Regions from separate parts of the Homo sapiens genome. Here all the other regions are linked to region 2. Evidence: chromatin loops called from intact Hi-C (ENCODE). Cell type or tissue: PC-9. All regions are shown on one strand. Each heading gives the region's core, and the rest is flanking DNA. Links, peaks and the distances in the headings are about the cores only. Region 1 has its middle 180 kb from the start of JARID2-DT. Region 2 has its middle 15 kb from the start of LINC01108. Region 3 overlaps LOC101928354 (a long non-coding RNA gene).

Region 1 (6,730 bases), core at 546-5,545, 790 kb after region 2:
AACAAAAGAAATGTATTACTCTCAATTCTGAAGGCTGGGAGGTCCAAGATCAAGGTACCAGCAGATTCGATGTCTGGCGAGGACCTTCTTACAGGTTCATAGATTGTGTCTCCTGCTGTGTCTTCATATGGCAGAAGGAATGAAGAAGCTCCCTTGGGTTTCTTTTATAAGGGCACTAATCTCACTCATGAGGGCTCCACCCTTATGACCAAGTCATATCCCTCTTATTACTGCATTGGAGATTAGGTTTCAACCTATGAATCTGGGTGAGGGGGGCCACAAATATTCAAACCATAGCAGGTATTAATCTTACTCATAAGAGCTCTGTCTTACAGCCTAATCAGCTACCAAAGCTCCACCTCCTAATATCATTACATTAGGGGTTATGATTTCAACATACGAATATTGGTGGGGACAAAAACAGTCATTCTATAGCAGGTAGCTACTAATATTATATCACCCCATCCTTCAGATGAAAAAATCCAAGTTCAGAGAATAGAGCTGAAACTACATCCAGACTGTCTGACTCCCGTCCTGAGCCCCTAACCTTTATGCTACACTGCTTCTTGATATCTCCATGGGCCATTAAATGACACCGCTTGAAATAAAAGCAATGGCCGAGTACTGTGGCTCACACCTGTAATCCCAGCACTTTGGGGGGCCAAGGCAGGAGAATCACCTGAGGTCAGGAGTTCAAGGCCAGCCTGGCCAAAATGGTGAAATCCCGTTTCTACTAAAAATACAAAAATTAGCCCAGTGTCATGGTGGGCGCCTGTAGTCTCAGCTACTTGGGAGGCTGAGGCAGGGAGAATTGCTTGAACCTGGGAGGCTGAGGTTGCAATGAGCCAAGATCATGCCACTGCACTCCAGCCTAGGTGACACAGTGATACTCTGTCTCAAAAAAATAAATAAATAAATAAAATAAAATAAGACCAATGGCATTTGTATTAATTTCCTAGAGTTAGCCAGGCGCAGTGGCTCACGCCTGTAATCCCTGCACTTTGGGAGGCCGAGGCAGGTGGATCACCTGAGGTCAGGAGTTCGAGACCAGCCTGGCCAACATGATGAAACCCCGTCTCTACTACAAATACAAAAAATTAGCTGGGAGTTGTGGCACACACCTGTAATCCTAGCTACTCGGGAGGCTGAGGCAGGAAAATCGGTTGAACTCGGGAGGCGGAGGTTGCAGTGAGCCAAGACTGCACCATTGCACTTCAGCCTGGGCAACAAGAGCAAAAAAACTCTGTCTCAAAAAAAAAAAAAATTCCTAGGATTATCACAGAAATTACCTCGAATTTAAATCTATTCCCACAGTTCAGGAGGCCAGGAAGTCCAAAATCAAGGTGACAGGAAGGTTGGTTCCTTCTGGAGGCTTTGATAGAGAATCCATTCCATGCCTGTCTCCTAACTTCTGGTAGGTATTGGCAGTCAGTGTTTTGACTTGTAGCTGCCTCACTCCAATCCCTGCCTTTGTGTTCACATTGTATTCTTATTTATGTGTCCTTTTGTCTTCTGTCTCTCTCTTTTTTTTTTCTTTCTTTCTTTCTTTCTTTTTTTTTTTTTTTTTTTTTTGAGGTGGAATCTCACTCTGTCACCCAGGCAGGAGTGCAGTGGCACGATCCCAGCTCACTGCAACCTCTGCCTCCCAGGTTCAAGCAATTCTCCTGCCTCAGCCTCCCAAGTAGCTGGGATTACAGGTGCCCACCACCATGCCCAGCTAACTTTTGTATTTTTAGTAGAGACAGGGTTTCGCCATGTTGGCAAGACTGGTCTCAAACTCCTGACCTCAAGAGATCTGCCCACCTCAGCCTCCCAGAATGCTGGGATTACAGGCATGAGCCACCACACCCAGCCATCCATGGTTCTTTATTGGAAGCTGATGATAACTCTTATGTCCTAAAATTTAACCCACATGAGATTTACCATTCCCATTACATAGATATGATCCATTTTAAAACACAAACAAAAAATAGGGAACTGAGAAAATATTAAGAGATGATAGAAGACATATCAGCGGCATTTATTCAGCTAACAATTACTTAGCACTCTTGGGGGCCAAGAATTGTGCCACATGCCAGTCAAAAAACAAGAGACTTAGAGCCTGCCCTGGAGGAAGTCACAGTGAAATGAGAGAAGTGCCCTCAGGTGCCTGCAAAGGCATAGAGAAAGGAGCAGTGAGTGCTCCCCAGGGAGGCCAAGGAGACCTTCCACAAAGCAGGTGACATTTGAGCTGAGTCCTGAAAGATGAATGGGAGCACACCCGGGAGGGAGCCCGGGAAGGGCATTTCAGGCAAAGGACAAAGCAGAACAGAGCTTCCAATGCTGGGCCAGGTTGCTAAATTCAGCAAACAGTGAGCAGTTTCCTTTTTTTTTTTTTTTTTTTTTCTTTTGAGACAGAGTCTCACTCTGTCGCCCAGGCTGGAGTGCAGTGGGCCAATCTTGGCTCACTGCAACCTCCACATCCCGGTTCAAGCAATTCTCGTGCCTCAGCCTCCTGAGTAGCTGGGATTACAGGCATGTGCCACCATGCCTGGCTAATTTTTGTATTTTTAGTAGAGATGGGGTTTCGCCATGTTGGCCAGGCTGGTCTCAAACTCCTGACCTTAGGTGATCTGCCCACATCGGCCTTCCAAATTCGTGGGATTACAGGTGTGAGGCACTGTGCCTGGCTGCCTTTTTTTTTTTTTTTTTTTTTTTGAGACAGGGTGTTATTCTGTTTCCCAGGCTGAGTGAAGTAGTGGCTCACTGTAGCCTCAACTTCCCAGGCTCAAGCGATCCTCCCACCTCGGCCTCCTGAGTAGCTGGGACCACAGGCATGCACCATCATGTCCTGTTATTTTTTGTAGAGATGGGGTCTCACTATGTTGCCCAGTCTGGTCTGAAACTGCTGGACTCAAGATCCTCCCACCTCAGCCTTCCAAATTATTGGGATTACAGACATGAGCCACCATGCCCAGCTTAGGACTCATTTTTATTCCATCAGTCTCTGCCCAAAAACTTTCAGTGATTTTTTGTTGTTTAAGACATGTAACCCAAACCCTTCATTTTATAATCCTGGCAGCCTGTCACCCAGCTCAAATCATGACTTCCCGGCACAAAGCTTGTGCTGCAGTCCATCTGTCTCCCTGATCCGTCCCTTATAGAAAGTGAACACCTGCTCTTGCCACAGCTGTCACATGGAGGGACTCCGCCCAGGCCCCTCAGTCTACAAAATTCCAACCGTTCTTGAGAACTTGCTCATTTGCCACACTTCCCTAAGCTGAACATCTAAAGGTAATTCTTCAGGGTCAAAAACTGGGCCTTCCCATATTAAGAGGCATCCCAAGAATGATGACATCACATGTCCTTCTAAGGAATCGAACACTAGCGATTGTGAACTCCAGCAAGAAGATGTTTTGTCTTTGAGATGAGTAATGAGGAGAAAATGGCGTGACGATGGCATTACACGGATAAGGGTCTATTATTCCTTATCCACAATGCTGAAATTCAAGAAGCTCCCCAAACCACAACTTACTACATAACTCATTGCATGTCAAGGCCTGACCTGGCCTGAACTGACATGAGCCTATTTATAGACATTGTCTCATTCCATGTGCATATCTATCCTTTGGCTTCAGAAATAGTAAGATGCTTGATTGCACAATACTGCAGGAGAGTCCACCAGCAGTGGTAGGTAACACCCTGAGTCCTGAAAGCCATGTGGCTCCAAGGATTTCAGATATGGAACTATGGGCCTGTGGTGACTATGATCCTGGTTTTAATGCTCATGTTCATGTTCATGTTCCCCAGCGCTGCATTTATTCTTAGCTTGAGCTTATTTGTGGGATCAGCCTGATTATGGTCGCTGAAAAATCTTTGTCAGAGGCAGTTGGGATAACCAGCCGTGGGCAAATGAAACAAGAAAAGTCAACCAGAGACCAGAGGCTAGCATGTGGCCTAATTCCTCCCCTGGTCTCAATCTTATCACCATGGCCCATCAGAGGTGCTACCTCCTGGCCCTGCCTCACACACCTCCACCCCCAGACATCTTGGGTCTACAGATACTTTAAGAGCCCTGGAAGCACAATTGAAGCTTGCCGGGTGTGGTGGCTCATGCTTGTAATCCCAGCACTTTGGAAGGCAGAGGTGGGCCAATCATTTGAGCTTAGGAGTTTGAGACCAGCCTGGACAACATGGCGAAACTCCATCACCATGAAAAATACAAAAATTAGCTAGGTACAGTGGCATGAGCCTGTAGTCCCAGCTACTTGGAAGGCTGAGGTTGGAGGATCCATTGAGCCTCAGAGGCAGAGGTTGCAGTGAGTCGAGATGGTGCCATTGCACTCCAGCCTGGGTGGCATGAGTGAAACCCTGTCTCAACACACACACACACGCGCATGCACGCACTTCCCTTTTTTAGAGACAGGATCTCATTCACTCAGTCACCCAGACTGGAATGCAGTGCTGCAATAATAGCTCACTGCAGCCTTGAACTCCTGGGCTCAAGTGACCTCAGCTTCCCAAAGTGCTGGGATTACAGGCATAAGCCACCCCACCCAGCCTACATGTGGGGTTTTGGAAGGCAGATCTGGGCCTGTCCACCAACTCTTCTACCAATAAGATGCACGCCTGGGAACAATCTAACTCATTCTCACTTGCCTCATCATTTAAATGGTTATAATTATAATAATTGCTTCTGACATTACTTTTCAGGGTCAAATAATAGAATCAATATGGTAGTTCCATGTAAGTAGTAAGATGATATACAAATGTCATAGTATTTTTATTATTTTTTATGAGCCCATATAGAGAAGAGATATTATTTTTTAAGGTCAGAATATCACTTATACTGGAATACTTATTTGTTAGGATAATACTTCTCAAATATACTTTCTTTTTTTCTTTCTTTTTTTGGAGAAAGAGTCAGAGTCACCCACCCAGGCTGGAATGCAGTGGCGCAATCCAGGCTCACTGCAACCTTCAGCTCCTGGGTTCAAGTGATTCTCCTGCTTCAGCCTCCTGAGTAGCTGGGATTACAGGCAAGCGCTACCACACCAGGCTAATTATTTTGTATTTTTAGTGGAGACAGAGTCTCACCATGTTGCCCAGGCTGGTCTTGAACTCCTGCACTCAAGCAACCCACCCACCTCTGCCTCCCAAAGTCCTGGGATTACAGGCATGAGCCACTGAGTCCAGCCCTTACTTATTTTTTTTATATTTAAAATAAAAATTTTTTCAATATAGAGACAGGGTCTCCCTATGTTGCCCAGGCTGGTCTCAAACTCCTGGGCTCAAGCAATCCTCCCACCTCAGCCTCCCAAATTGCTTGGATTCCAGGCATGAGCCACCACACGCAGCTGCAAATTTATTATCACGTTATTGTTTCAAAAGATACTCCGCTATTAAAATTGAGCAGTCAGAGTCTTTTTTCACTTTTCAGGAAAAAATAAAATCAATGACAGAATTTTCTAAGATTTGGCTGGGCGCGGTGGCTCACGCCTGTAATCCCAGCACTTTGGGAGGCCGAGGCAGGCGGATCACGAGGTCAGGAGATCGAGACCATCCAGGCTAACACAGTGAAACCCCGTCTCTACTAAAAATACAAAAAATTAGCCGGGTGTGGTGGTGGGCGCCTGTTGTCCCAGCTACTTGGGAGGCTGAGGCAGGAGAATGGCGTGAACCCCGGAGGCGGAGCTTGCTTGCAGTGAGCCAAGATTGCGCCACTGCACTCCAGCCTGGGCAAAAGAGTGAGACTCCGCCTCAAAAAAAAAAAAAAAAGAATTTTCTAAGATTTACCAGCATTTACCAGATTTACCAGAATTTTCTAGATTTACCGTCAGTTAGGTTTTTCTATTGGGGTTGGATTCCACTTGTCTTTTAAGAAACATATAAGTCGGATGAGATTTGATAAAATTATTAAGTACTTGGCCAGGTGTGAGCCCATTCACTATCAACTGTCACGAGAACAGCATGAGGGTGACCTCCCCCATGATCCAATCACCTCCCACCAGGTCCCTTCCTCGACACGTGGGTTTTACAATTCAAGATGAGATTTGGGTGAGGACACAAAGCCAAACCATATCACAAGCATTTGCAATAAAATTCCAACTAAAACAGAGACACTGAAATCTACAGGTAAAGGTCTTTCTTCTGTGAGTGCCAAGAAAGTAGGGTTCTGCAATTCTTGGGTGGATTTAGGAAATGCTTCATGGAAAAAAAATGACACCAAGGCCAAGTCTTAGAAAATGTGAGCAAGACAATTCACCTATTTCCCCATTTCAGGAGTTCACTATGGCAGGGTGACGCTAGGGCTTGGATGGACCCAATGAGATGTTCTTGAACACCAGATTTAGCTTTAAAATTCAAGGTTTCCTGAGTAGAAATCCCATTAGGGTAGAGCCCAGCAGTCTGAGTTATAGCCGGACTGTAACAGAGAGTGGATGGAGAAAGATTAATTAAGGCAGTTGGGTTTGAAAGGACAAATGAATCTGACATAGCAACATGACAAATGTGTGTGAGCCCAACACTAATTAGCAATAAAAAAAAATACTTATCTTCTAAATACACAAAGCACATATTTTCAGTGACAACTCATTCTACTCCTAATCCCCACATAAACATGTAGGTCAAAGAATGCCTGGGTCAAATTGGTGCTTTCATCCCCTGCATCCACATGGGCGTCACCAACCAGCCCTCGAGTGAGGGGAAGATAGTCCATCTGGGCCCATTTGGAGAAAATGCTCATTTGCCA
Region 2 (6,730 bases), core at 866-5,865:
GGATGTGCCAATTAAGATGGGAAAGACAAAGAGAAAGCCTGCACATCGAGTTTTAGGACACAGAAAAGAGAGAAAATGGGAGTTTTAACGGTTAGAGTCTGAGAGGTGGGCAGCCTGACTGATGAGCTGAGTGACCAGAGAATCAGCATTCCAACACGGAGGTTTCTATGTGTGGCTGAACATCATCTCCTGCATCGAACAGCCACCAAAAGCTGGACTCCACCAGTCAATGGCCAGTGAAAGACAGAGCAAGCCTGGTGTTGAGAGCCTCTGCTAGCACACACAGCTTCTGAAAAAAAAATTTTTCACGGAATGGGTTTAATAGGAGTCTTAAGTTTTTTCTTTTTGTAAAATGTGTTTTTTAAGGCTGGACGTGGTGGCTCATGCCTGCACTTTGGGAGGCAGAGGTGGGTGGATCACCTGAGGTCAGGATTTTGAGACCAGCCTGACCAATATGACGAAACCCCGTCTCTACTAAAAGTTCAAAAATTAGCTGGGTGTGGTGGCGGGCACCTGTAATCTCAGCTACTTGGGAGGATGAGGCAGGAGAATCGCTTGAACCCGGGAGGTGGAGGTTGCAGTGAGCCGAGATCACGCCATTGCACTCCAGCCTGGGGGACTAGAGCAAAATTCTCTCTCAAAAAAAATGTGTTTTAAAAATTTGTTTGCATTCTTTAAAATGGCTTTATTGAGATATAATTCACATACCATATAATTTGCCCACTTAACGTGTATAAGTCAATGAGTTTGGTATATTGCAGTATTAACCTTTTTATAATTGTGGTGAGAAATATAACACCAAATTCATCATTTTAACAATTTTAAGTGTACAATTCAATGACACTAATGACACGCATCGTGTTGTGCAATCATTACTACAGTCTATTTCAAATTTTTTTTCATCATTCCGATAGTATCTTTCCTTGATTTTGAAAGACGACATCTTCAACTGGGCAAACTGACAAAAAACCCACTTAACTTTGGGCTGTCAAGTGTAGTCTTTGGCTGCCTGACATGTTGGCTCACCCCTATAATCCCAGCGACTTGGGAGGCCAAGGAGGATTGCTTGATCCCAAAAGTTTGAGACCAGCCTGGGCAACATAGTAAGACCCTGTCTCTTAAAAAAAATGTCTACTCTTGGTTTGGTGAATGGGGCGTGGTGGAATTCAGCTCCCATGTCCCCCTTGGCCAGCCACCTGGTGCAGCACACACTCCCAGGCTTTCTCAGCAGCCCTGTTGATGCTGTCACTGAAGCACTAGGCCCAGACAGGACAAGAGCTTGCCATCCAATGGGGAGAAGTGTTGGAGGGGAGGAGAAGGAGGATATTCATTGGTTGGGTACTGATGCTGAGCTACGCCCTATGCTGAGGGCTTGCATATCTCTCCTGAAAAGGACTGCTTCATGCTTTAATTCCATACGCAGTGAACTGAATAACATACCATACCTCAAAGTATCTCACAATTCTTCCAGTTCTATTGGAGACTCGGGGACCTGTGTAGCTGTACAGAGCAGAGGAGGTAGAAGAAAGGGGTGTTTGTGGAGGCAAAAAGAGGACTCTTGATGGGCAAATCTCTGATGGACAAATCTGTCCTACTCCTGTGCTAACTTCCTGGGATTACTGTAGCAAACTACCACAAACATAGGGACTTAATGTAAAGAAATTTATTGTCTCGTGGTACTAGAGGACAGAGGTCCAAAATCAAGGTGTTGTCAGGGCCATGCTCCTTCCAAAGGCTCCAGGGTAGGATCCTTCCTTGCCTCTTCCAGCTGCTGGTGGCCCCAGGCATTTCTTGGCTTGTGGCTGCACCATTCCAATCTCTGCCTCTGTTTTCACATGGCCTCTCCTCTTCTCCATGAGTCTCTTCTTTTTGTGACCCTTATAAGGACACTTATCACTGGATTTAGGGCCCACCTGGATAATCCAGGATGATCTTATCTCGAGATCCTTAATTATATCTGCAAAGCCCTTTTTCTAAATAAGGTCACCCTTGCAGGTTCTGGGATTTAGGACATGGACACATCTTATTGGGGGCCACCATTTAGCCCATTACACTCCCATGTGCCCTTGGCCAACAGCAGTGAAGAATAAACCCTTTGATCCACCAAGAGGTGAGACCCAGTCCTATGTCACCTCTGTCTATTATAACAATGGTGGCAGAACCAAGGCCCAAGGCTCGTGCCAAATCTGCCATTTTGGAATGATGCCACCATTCCCATTTTATGTCCAGGTCACAGGACACAATCTCACATTAATGGATAGGCTTCCTATTGGGTGTATTCACATGCAGGGACCATGGCAGCCTCAAAGAGAGACACTCAATTTTCTGGTTTGCTGTAGGGGGATGGCAGTGAGCTGAGGAAGCTGCCCCGGTGTAAGCTAGAGGTTGCCTGACCTCGAGGGGAATTTGCAACTCTTTGTGCTGCTTCTCTTCCCTCACTGATAGCTGAGGTGCAGGTGGAGGAAATGCTGCTTCTTTAAACAGAGAGCTTCATTTCCCTCAGGGCTTCAAGTGAGGTGCCTGGGGTGGAGACAGAGGGGCCTGCCTTCCCTGGCTTCCCAAGGTAGCTTTCCTATTCACCCCTCACTCCTTTTCTTTAGTGAGACAAAGCTCACAGGCTGGAGGAGAGGTGTGGGGAGAAGGACTCTACCACTCTACTTTTTTCTAGATGTTCTCATGTGCAGAGAATTGGGCAACTTCTTCCTCCTGACACTCCCTAGCTTTCTCCTTTTCTAAGGATCCACTTATACACCAGCAGTGTCTAAGTAAAAAGGAATCGCAGATTCCTGCTAACATGGTTTGCTAGGTGATTTGTGCTGCTTATATATAATTTTTTTTTTTTTAATTTTGGAAAGATTGAAAGGAAGGAAGGCAGTCATGGGCTCTGCGTACACTTGGAAACATAAATGAGATGTAATTTCAAGACCTCCCTGATGGGCAATGTCAATATGGAGAATTCCCTGGAGAGTGAGAGCTTGGGCTCCACCAAGGGGGAGGAGCTGTGGTGGACAACAGGAGGTCAGCTTCCTAGCAGGTGAAAAGAGCCTGGACCTGGAGGGGAGGATTGGGGGATGAGGGAGGTGAGAATGAAGAGGGTAACAGGAGGCACACCATGCGCAGAAAGAAGACCAGGGCTCACCAAGACTCTCACAGGGTGGTCTATAGGAAAGGAAAGCCTGAGCGCAAGGGTGGGGCTGTTCAGTGGACAGTGTGGAAGGCTCTGAAACTCTGGTCTCCACTGCACTGGCGAATGCTGGGGAAAACCAGCAGTGATGCATTGGGAAGGAAGGATGCACACATCTGGGCGGCCTGTGGAATTACTATTTCTATTCTTGCTTCTAAATGGATGGGTAGGATTCAGACTTGAACTTAGTACATTTATCCTATAAATGAAGGTCTTTCTGTCAGGGATCTCTGCTCCGAGTGGTTTCACAAATGAATGAGTAGGATGCAGGGTGTGACAAAAGAACTAACATTTATTGAGCACCTACTATGTGTCAGGCACTGTCCTAGGGGCATGTGTGTGTGTGTGTGCACATATTGTCTCATTAAATCCTCACAGTGACTCTCTGAAGTTTGTTTTTGTCACTTTTGAGGAAATTGAGACTCAGAGAGCCAAGACTCTTTGGCCAAGGCCACACAATCAGGAGTCATGGACCCACATTCCAACCTGGGTGCACCTTACTCAAGGCCTGTTTGTTGGACAAGCTCTTACTGAGGTCAACGCAAAGCCTGATGTTGGTTCTCTCCCCTGCAGAGCGCCAAGCTGCCCCACCTCTCTAGGTAATCTTTCCCTTTCCAGCTCTCCTGTGGCTGGGTGTGGCTGAGCTGACACAGCATCTGGGTTTTTTTTCCAGACTGCACCCTTGGTAAGGTTCCAGTCTGGCTTATGGTGACGCTATTTCCTTTAGGGCCTGTCATCGCTTGTGGCTTTGCCTCTCAGCCCTCCAGTGGGTGACGTGCTGCCTTTGGTGCCAAGCAGTCACTCATTTGGAGAAGCCCAAGGCAGGATGGCATGCACTGGCATTCCCACACTAGCCACACTGGGCGGTAGGTGCTTTGGAGTGCGGTGTCTCAGTGGGTTCCACCCAAGCTCCATCAGCTCACAGCAGCTGCCTGGAGAGCTGACTCACACCCGTCCTCCACATCCTCCCTGATCAGAAGGACCCGGACTAGCTTTTTTTTTTTTTTTTTTTTGGCTTTAAGGAAGTGCCTTTGAATTTCAAAGGTGCCGGCCTCCTGACCAAGTGGAAGAAAGTCAATCCCCTCTGCAGCTGGTCTTCCTGCTGCTCTCCTTGCCTGGTAAATTTGGAACTAGGGCTTTTGGGACAGCCTAGTCATAACACTGCCAACCACTCATTCTTGTGATTGGACTGTGGGGTCCGGTCACAGTGTGATTAAATGGATGTAGTAATTGGAGTACAGCAGATACTCAACAAGAGGAGAGGCCAGGTAACCAAATCTATGCACCTCCTAGAATATTTGGATCTGGCATTTACTGAGCAGGTTTAAGAGCCTAACTCCTTTCTGTTAGAATAATAGGATGTTTCAGAGTTAAGGTCACACCCTCTGGGGTAATCTTTATCACAAAGGTTGTTGAATAATAGGCCAATTTTTCAAGTTATTCTATGCAACCTCAACCTTGAACTTAAAGGGAAGCTAGAGATTAAAACTCCTTTGCAAAGATTATGACAATGAGAAAATCTAGTGTGGCCAACTCCATCTTGCTTCTAGCCTCACAGGCTGTTGGTCTTCATTCGTTCATGGGTGTAGGCCAAGCTAAACATGAAAGGAATTTAGCTTATAGTTTATCTTTGAAGCAAGAATGATAATAGTCCTTCCCAAAAACTAACCTTCTCCTTGCTAAGGGACTAAACCACCTTTGAAAAACTAATAAAAGTTTAAAAGATTATGGTTATGGGAGGGGCCTGAACTCTGCTAAAATGTAGGTACAGTTAAACAATAACCCGCCATTGTTCCTAGCTTGCTTTTCTATAATTCCTCACTGCTCAGGAATTATGTGGTCAGAGATTACAAGATTTGTGACTTCCCCAATTGCTCCTATAGATAACATCACTATTGTATAACCTAAGATTGGCCTTTGGAGATAGTTTTCAGACTTTTGCATTCTGGCGACTTACTTCACCTGGACCCATGACTCATGACTCAACCAGTCTTGTGGCCTCCACCAAGATGCTGACTCAGGACAGGAGGACCATTTTCCATACTCCTGTGAATTCATCCCCAACCAATTAGCAGCCCCCATTCCCTAGCCCCCTGCCTAACAAACAATCTATAAAATCCATAGCCTCTGAGTTCTGAGGGAGGCTGATTTGAGTAGTAATATCTCCTGTCCTCCTGCTCGGCTAGCCCTGCAATTATTAACCCTTTCTCTACTGCAATACCACTGTCTCAATGAATTGGTTTTATCAGTGCAGCAGGCAAAAAGAACACATCAGGTGATGCCACTAGAAACTGGCACTAAGCTGGATTTGGGTTCTTTAATTTTGTTTCCTGCTTAATAGGTTATAAGGATCATTCCAAGTCATGGATAGAGTCATCCAGGATGGGTGTATTGATGCCACTGTTAAGCCAGTGGGCAGCTGTGATAGAGGGAGCAGAGTCAGTAGACCTGGAAGTTTGCCACTAATGAGGCTTGGCTGCTAGGAAGGTTGTAATGGCTCTGCACTTGAGCTTGCCCATCTCTAACATGGCAGTGACAAGGCTTCCTTCTCAGGGAGGTGACCTCAGGCCTAGCATGGCCCACTGGACCCTACGCTCCTTGAGAACAGGGGTCTCCCTTGTTCTTTGTTACATCCTCAATGCCAGGCATGATAAGGGCTTGATGAAGCTTTGTCCATTGGATCTTTCTGGGTTTGCCAGCCTTCCTCGTCTACACCACAGCCACGGTCTCGTATCGACAGGATCTGGATTGAGATTTGCGTTTGGATCATTCCAATCTATCCCACATCTCCACCTATTGTGGGAATAGCTCTATTTCCAAAGACCAATCTACTTTTCCACGAGGCCACACCCGTGCAGTATGTAAGTCGGAAGCAGAAATGAAAAGGGGAAGAAAGTTGAAATACTAAAAGTGGGAGGAGAGAGGGAGAGTGTGGGAGCAAGGCCGGGACCCACCCCAAAAGAGATTGGAATACATGTGCAGCTTTAGTTCATGGCCTGCCAAATACCTCGTGCTGTGCCTCTGAATGGAAAATGGGGTAGAACAATGAGCTGGAATTAACATCGCCTTTGAAAAGCAACTGCTGACAGCAGGCGTTCTGCATATGCCAAGTATTGCCTTCAGACCAGAGAAGCCTTTTCTGGCCCACATGAGCCCCGTGACAGCCTGCAGAAGGCAACACACCCTAGATCCCTAGATGGCTGTGACCTCCAGCCCTCTGTGCCCTGAGCATTTCTGTAGAAAATGTGTGTATTTAAAAAGGCCATGTATGTTTCTAGAAGGAAGGTGAAAACAAGATAGGTATTTGAGGAATTATATATCGATCGGGTACACATTTTGTGGCCTGGTTTAGCAAAGATGTATTACAGGTCTCAATCAAATTGCTCAGATAGACGAATGAGAAATTTCTGATTTGATATTATTTAGGAGTCAAGCCTGCCATTGCTGAGATTGTGGTACTTAAGGGAAAAGTGCCCTTTTACATATTCTTGACATGTTCTTGATTTTGGTTAATGGTATTATTCTCCAGTTTTGAGCCAGAAAAAT
Region 3 (6,730 bases), core at 866-5,865, 440 kb after region 2:
AGATTCTTGCCACCAAACCTTGTTCAAGCCCCCCTGGCCTTACCGGCCTTTCTCCTTCTCCCAATTAATCGAAATCTGCACTCTTTCCTCAAGGCCACCTCACATTCCAATCAAGCCTTCTCCAACAAACACAGATCCACAACTACCTGTTTCTCCTCTGACTTTCTATAGATATTTTAATGCTTATATATAGTCTTGTTTTATTGGACCTCCTTTTGGACCGTAAATACAGTGAGAGTTTCCTGAGGACAACGACCAAGGCCTCAGCGTTGTGTTTCCCTAACATGGTGCTAGGTATTCTGAGGGTGCTTATTCATTACGTGCTATCTATAACACATGCAAAAAATAAAGCATAATTCAGACTTTTAGTTTCAAATATGGCACAGTAAACTAAAGCCCTAGTAGCTCTAAACTGAGCAAAGTCTGCAGCTAAAACTGAGCAAAAAATCTAAACCCTTGGAGTGAAGGATTTTGTGTATTTAAGAATCTCCTTTCAGCCGGGCATGGTGGCTCACACCTGTAATCCCAGCACTTTACGTGGCTGAGGCGGGCGGATCATGAGGTCAGGAGTTCGAGACCAGCCTGGCCAACATAGTGAAACCCTGTCTCTACTAAAAATACAAAAAATTAGCCAGGCATGGTGGCACATGCCTGTAGCCCCAGCTACTCGGGAGGCTGAGGCAGGAGAATCACTTGAACCTGGGAGGCAGAGGTTGCATGAGCCGAGATCGCGTCACTGCACTCCAGCCTGGGCAACAGAGCAAGACTCCATCTCAAAAAAAAAAAAAGAGAGAGAATCTCCTTTCACAGGGCACCAAGTTCAGTGACAGTGCAGAAAGCACCCAACTTCACAGGGTTGTCTTATCTGAGAGCAGAAACGCAACACCTTGAAAGAGCCTGTCTGGATCAAGAATTCAGCCCTCATTTTCCTAAGTGGAAAGTCTCATGTGGCCAAGCAAAGGTGACCCGATGAAAGCCAGCGTGTTCAGCCTCCTTTCAAATCGGCAGCCATAATTGCTACTCGCATTTAACATGGCACCAATCACAACCGTGTTCTGGGGCCAAGAACACTGGCCAGCTTACCACCTTCTGAAACTCGGGTGGCTGAGATCCAAGGCCAACAAGACTGAAGAGATGAGTCGCAGCAGTGGAACCCAACAGCTGCCACTGTAATTCAGGGAGCGTCCCCATAATCTGGCAGGGCAGAGTGGAACCTGTCATCCCCAGGAATTAGGGACAATTCAACCTGCAACCCTCAGAAGTTAGGTCTCCAGTAACTGCTACTGTTAAGAAAGTCCTCTCTTGCCTCTTCCTGGTTTGCAAATGTTGCTAGCCCTCTTGGATTAGCGAGCTAGGCCCCGTCTCGGAAGCGAGGTGTGGCACTTCACCCAGCAGACACACCCTCACAGACAGTCCCCATGTAGATGACAAGAAAAAGCTGACAACCAACGGTCCCAGGCTCTTCCATTATGATTGAAGCTCATGGGAGCTCGGCATCACTTAAAATGTTCTGTAAAGTTCTCAGGATGGTATTTAATAAGGCAGCAATTCAGTGTCAGTTCAAAAGCCATTTGGGGTGGAAATGGAGGGTAAAGTTGAGATGTCATAAACTCAGTAGCTTCCAAATTTTATTACAGGCTTTTTCAGGTCTAACAATAGCAATTTGGAGAAGGGAGAGAAAAGACATTACTCAGTCTTCAAAAGTACACCCCAAACTCATGCGAACTGTGAGCTGACACTGCCATCTGCTCTCCCTGACATGTGGTGTGGGAAGCATGATTACCATTTTCCTCTAAGGCCAGCGTCCTCTTTAGGATTCTCCCTCTAGCACCGGGCCTAGGACAGTCTTAATCCTGACAGTCCAGAACTTCAATTTTACTATTCACTCAACAAATACTTTTCAAGCATTTATATGCGCCAGACACTGTTATAAAGTCTGGGATGTAGCAATCACTAAAGTAGGAAAAGTTCTGCCTTGTTGGGGTGTTTATTTGCTAGTTAGGGGGACACAGGAATTAACAAATAATCAAGTATGAATAAACAGACTATCAGATGGTGATAGGTGCTATGGAAAAAGCAAGGCAGATTAAGAAGGACAGAAATCATCCAGGCAGGGGTGGGGGGAGTGGGGGATGTGGATTATGTGGTGCGGTCAGGGAAGGTCTCACTGAAGAGGTAACATCTCAGGAAGACCCAAGCAGGGGAAAGAGAGGCCATGTAGAATTGCAGGGCAGGGTTTTTCAGGCAAAGGGATCAGAAAGGGCCAAGACTGTGAGGCAGGAGAGGGATTGGTGTGTTTACAGAACAGCAAGGGGCCAAAAGGAGCGAGGAATGACGGTGACAGTGGAAGGAGCTAAGACAGGAGAGGTGGCCGGAAGCCAGATCGCTTGCAACCTTGCAAACCATTTTAAGGACTTCACCTTTAACTCAGCACATCAGTCAGGGCCTAACCAGGAGACAGAAGCCACACCAGTTATTTTAACACGGCTAATTTAATATAAAGAATAATTTTCTAGGAATAAAGTCTTAACCAGGTAACTGAAAGAGTAAAAAGACAACTCTAAGGTGTCTTTCGTATAACAACTTCAGGAAGCTCCACCCCTGGGGCTGGCAGAAGAAAAAGGGGGCTGTCGGATAATTAAAATTTAGAAGCTTAGAAAACAGTCCCATGGGGCTAGAACCCAAACCTCAAAGATGGGGCAATGGCAGTCAGTGCTGTGGCCCTAAAAAGGCACAATGAGTCTGGTTCTTGAGTGTAGGAAAAATTGCAACGTAGATTGAACAGCTGCTACAGGAAGAAACTGCTGCTGCCAAGATGAAGCAGCAGTACTGGGGTGCTGCACACAGGAGCCACAGGCAGACAGGATACCCATGGGAAAGAGTAGGAGCCTCTCTAGCAACCCCTACTGGCTGAGTGCAACAAGGAGCCCAACAAAGGAGAAATGCAGTGTTCAGGGGCCCAGCATAGAATCAAGTATTGAAGGAAGGCTTTGGAGCTGAAAGATGATAACTTACTAACTGGAACTCTCTGAATGAGATAAGATTTTGAGCAAGGAAGTGACAAAAGCTGACTCACTCTGACATCTGTGTTGAAAACAGACAGTAGAGGAGCAGCAACAGTGGAGGAGGGAAGGAGTGGATGGATTCTGAATACAGGCATCCCACTGGATTTGCTGATGGTGTCCATGTGAGCTGTGAAAGAGAGGAGTCAAGGGTGACTCCTTCATCGAGGCCTGAGTAACTGAATGGAGACAAATTTACTGAGGGAGCAGGGAGAGCAAGGGGGCAAGAACAAGCTTGTTAGGTCAGCTTAGGTGTGAGGTGCCTGTTAGAAATTCAACTGAGGGGCTGGGCGCCTGTAATCCCAGCACTTTGGGAGGCTGAGGCGGGTGGGTCACCTGAAGTCAGGAGTTTGAGTCCAGCCTGGCCAACATGGTGAAACCCCACCTCTATTAAAAATACAAAAATTATCTGGGTGTGGCAGACACCTGTAGTCCCAGCTACTCAGGAGGCTGAGGTGGAAGAATTGCTTGAGCCCAGGAGGCAGAGGTTGCAGTGAGCCAAGATCGTGCCACTACACTCCAGCCTGGGTGACAGAGTGGGACTCCATCTCAAAAAAAAGAAAGAAAGAAATTGGACTGACAATGACAGCAGGCAGTTGCATCCCCAAGCCTGGGGAGGGTTTAAGTTAGAGATATAAATTTGAGGCTCACCCATCATATAGATGGATTTTAAAGCCACATGATTGAATGAGATCATGCGTGTCATCTCAACGTCACTTAGAATATGACATGGCTAAGAATCAGCTCTGGAATCAGAATGATGTCAATTTGAATTCAAACTCTATCGTCACTGGATTTTCTCAGATGTTCTAAGCCCTGATTCCCTCATGTGTAACCTAGAGATGATACTAATCATGCTGACTACACTGATCTTATGTACGGATTAGATTCAGTAACGTAAGGAAAGCCCTTACACCAGTGCCTGATATCAACTCTTATAAATAAGAGTTATTATCATTATCATAGTTTTATGATATTATTAGTAGTCAAAGATAGCCAGAGCCTAGAAAATTAGGCTTCTAAGACCCAAAAGCAAAGAGACCTGAATTGTACTAAAAAGACAACTTATTAATTGTAGGAGAAGATACAGTGGCATCTTATGTGAAATAGGTATATAAACCATGACTCTGAATTACTGTGGCTTTCCTTTTACAGATACATTTATTCGGAGTACTAAAAATTTTTTTTTTTTTTTTTTTTTTTTTTTTTTTTGTAGAGACAGGGTCTCATGTATTGACCAGGCTGGTCTCCAACTCCTGGCCTCAGTGTCCCAAAGTGCTGGGATTCAGGTGTGAGCCCCCATTCCCTACCTCAAATGGTTTCTAATCAGGCCAATTCTCCTGACCTGTAACAGAGCCTGCCCTAGCTCTCAGAATTCTGCTGCAGAATGGGCTAGCAGTCAAGTTTGTTCTTCTCCATGAGAAGGTTTAGCACCTGGAGAGTTGAGAGGTAAGTTTGATGTACATGAGGACTGTTCCTCTGGTTTGTGAATAACCAGCCAGGGAGTAAAAAAAAGATGCCAGACAACCCTCACAAAGGAAAGAAGGAAGGGAAAGACAGATCCACAAAACGATTCTAAAGGAACATTATTAGCAAATCCTTTAAAATACCAAAACTGAGTGTGCAGGGCAAGACCAAGATAGAAACAGAATGCTTGCCTGGGGACAAACTATGGAGACATCAGCATGTGCCTGTCGTGAGTGAGCTGCTGATGAGTCAGGAATGAGCACAGCCCCAGGGTGACTCCGAGACCCTGTGCACCCGTCACCACTCACTCCTAGTTGGCCTGGGAACAGAGCCCCATCCTCCATTAATTGTTCACCTCTCATTAAGCATTTTTGCATCAGGCAGCCATTCCTTTCCAAGAGCTCAATTGCAGGGTTATGTAAGGTTCTCCTGTATTCCTGGCCGGAGAACTGAGACCAGCTGCCTGTCCAGGGCGCTCCCTTCCTAGGCGGTAGGTCACTCCAGGAAACCAAACGGCAGATTACAAAGCCTAGAAAACACAGCAGGGGAGTAGAAGAGGCTGGATGTCCTCCCAGGCTGCTCTCAACTGTAGAGAGCAGAAAATTCTCTGCTTCCTGAACCCCGAGTATGAAATCAAATCTCCCCATCCCCAGGTTGGTGTGAAGGACCTTTCAGCCAAGTCTCTCCACGACCACCTTGGATGATATCAAAGCTCTTCCCATTGTTCTTCTGCTTCCAGAGCCTTCTCCCACACAAGTTCCCAACCCTTTCACCATGTGAAAAACTCCACCATCCAAAGATTCTATTCCAAACAGCTGTTCCTGGATGCGAGGAGGGATCCATCTAGAACAGTGATTCTCAACCCTGGCTGCGCTTTGCAGCCTCCAGGGGAGACTTTAAAAGTGCTGATGTCCAGTCTCCACCCCAGGCTCTCTGGGAATGCGGCTCAGGCACCAGTATTGTTTTTAAGTTCTTCAAGTGTTTTGACTGTGCAGCTGCATTTTAAAACTAATTGTTTTCGACTATAAATTCCCTTCAGTATACTAAAGCCATTGCCGACCCTCAGGGTTGTTTTTCTAAGAACGCATGATACGACTGTCATCGTGATAGTTGCTATAAGTTCCTTCTTCTCTCCCTCTGTTAAAAGATACACCTTAGACAAATAAAATTTAACCGAGTTTAATTGAGCAAATAATGATTCGTGGATCAGGCAGCCCTTGAACCAGAATAGGTTGAGAGGGGCTCCAGCATAGCCACATGGTGGAAGACTCATGGACAGTAAAAGGAGAGTGATGGACAGGAAACAGAAGTGAGGTACAGAAACAGCTGGATTGGTCACAATCTGGTGTTTGCCTTACTTGAACAGGGCTTGAACAGTTGGCCCCCTGTGATTGGCCAAAATTTGGTGATTGGCACAATAATAGATTACAGTCTGTTTACATGTCCAGGTGGGTGACCATTTACTGTGTACAGAGAAACCTTTAGGCTGAACTTAAAATATGTAGGGAGATAGCTTTAGGGCTAAACTTAATTTAACTCCCTCCCTTCCTCCCTCCCTTCCTTCCTTCTTTCCTTCCTTCCTTCCTTCCTCCCCTCCTTCCTTCCTTCCTTCCTCTCTTCCTTTTCTTCCTCCCTTCCTTCTTTTCTTCCCTGACAACAGTGAAGAGGACAGATCACATCACTAGGCCTGAGCTCAGCATAATGGAAGCCAGGCCCCACCTAACATACTTCCATTAAAATCTAAACCACTACATGGCCCCTGAAAAAAAAGTCTCTAAAAGAGCAGAGGAGCTAGGAAAGGGCCCAAAGCTGATGAAAGACTCCAAGTGAGGGGGAAAAGATACCCTGCTGCAAAGGTGGATAGGAAAAGACAAGAGAATGCCTCCCCTCTTTGGAGAATTTTTCTGTCAAAATGCCTTTTTTAGAATATTTATTTATTTATTTTAGTGTCTCTCATTCAGCTCTTTGGCTGGCCCATTGTCCAAGGCAACATCTTCCTATTATTCTATTATCTGTCAGATGGCTACTGCAATTGTAGAAGACAACGCATGAGAAGGATCGGGCTTCACTTTTCTGCAAATGGTTGGTTCAAAATAAGCCACCAGAGGTGACCTGGTCATTGTACCCCTCCTAAAAAATGATACCAAGATGAACTTGAGAGCTTGCCAGCCTCTTTCCCTTCCCTGTGCCTCTGTTTCCCT

The links. A loop is a pair of places that touch in the nucleus more often than their neighbours do. Peaks named below come from ENCODE experiments on the same cell type or tissue, not always from the same donor. Only the 100,000 strongest peaks of a DNase experiment are listed, where the experiment ranks them.
Region 1: it touches region 2 in a loop (11-fold over the local background); 2 of 110 quality-filtered maps call a loop at or near these places.
Region 3: a loop joins it to region 2, with 12 times the contacts of the local background. A loop is called at or near these places in 4 of 110 quality-filtered maps.

Annotation. Positions count from the first base shown.
Region 1 is chr6:15,059,227-15,065,956 of GRCh38, forward strand. No RefSeq gene overlaps it. Among named protein-coding and RNA genes, the nearest start is that of JARID2-DT, 180 kb to the right of the region's middle. In PC-9, for the core only: no CTCF peak of the experiment used is centred there; a DNase peak (open chromatin) is centred at 3,385.
Region 2 is chr6:14,267,210-14,273,939 of GRCh38, forward strand. No RefSeq gene overlaps it. Among named protein-coding and RNA genes, the nearest start is that of LINC01108, 15 kb to the right of the region's middle. RefSeq lists enhancers at 3,272-4,471, 3,762-3,906, 5,742-6,655 and a cis regulatory region at 3,829-3,839. In PC-9, for the core only: a CTCF peak has its summit at 3,864; DNase peaks (open chromatin) are centred at 4,092 and 5,092; H3K27ac peaks cover 2,483 bases.
Region 3 is chr6:14,708,343-14,715,072 of GRCh38, forward strand. All of the region lies in intron 1 of LOC101928354 (a long non-coding RNA gene), which reads right to left. Among named protein-coding and RNA genes, the nearest start is that of LINC01108, 430 kb to the left of the region's middle. In PC-9, for the core only: a CTCF peak has its summit at 2,909 (motif pointing left); DNase peaks (open chromatin) are centred at 3,009, 4,909 and 5,739; H3K4me3 peaks cover 654 bases; H3K27ac peaks cover 4,033 bases.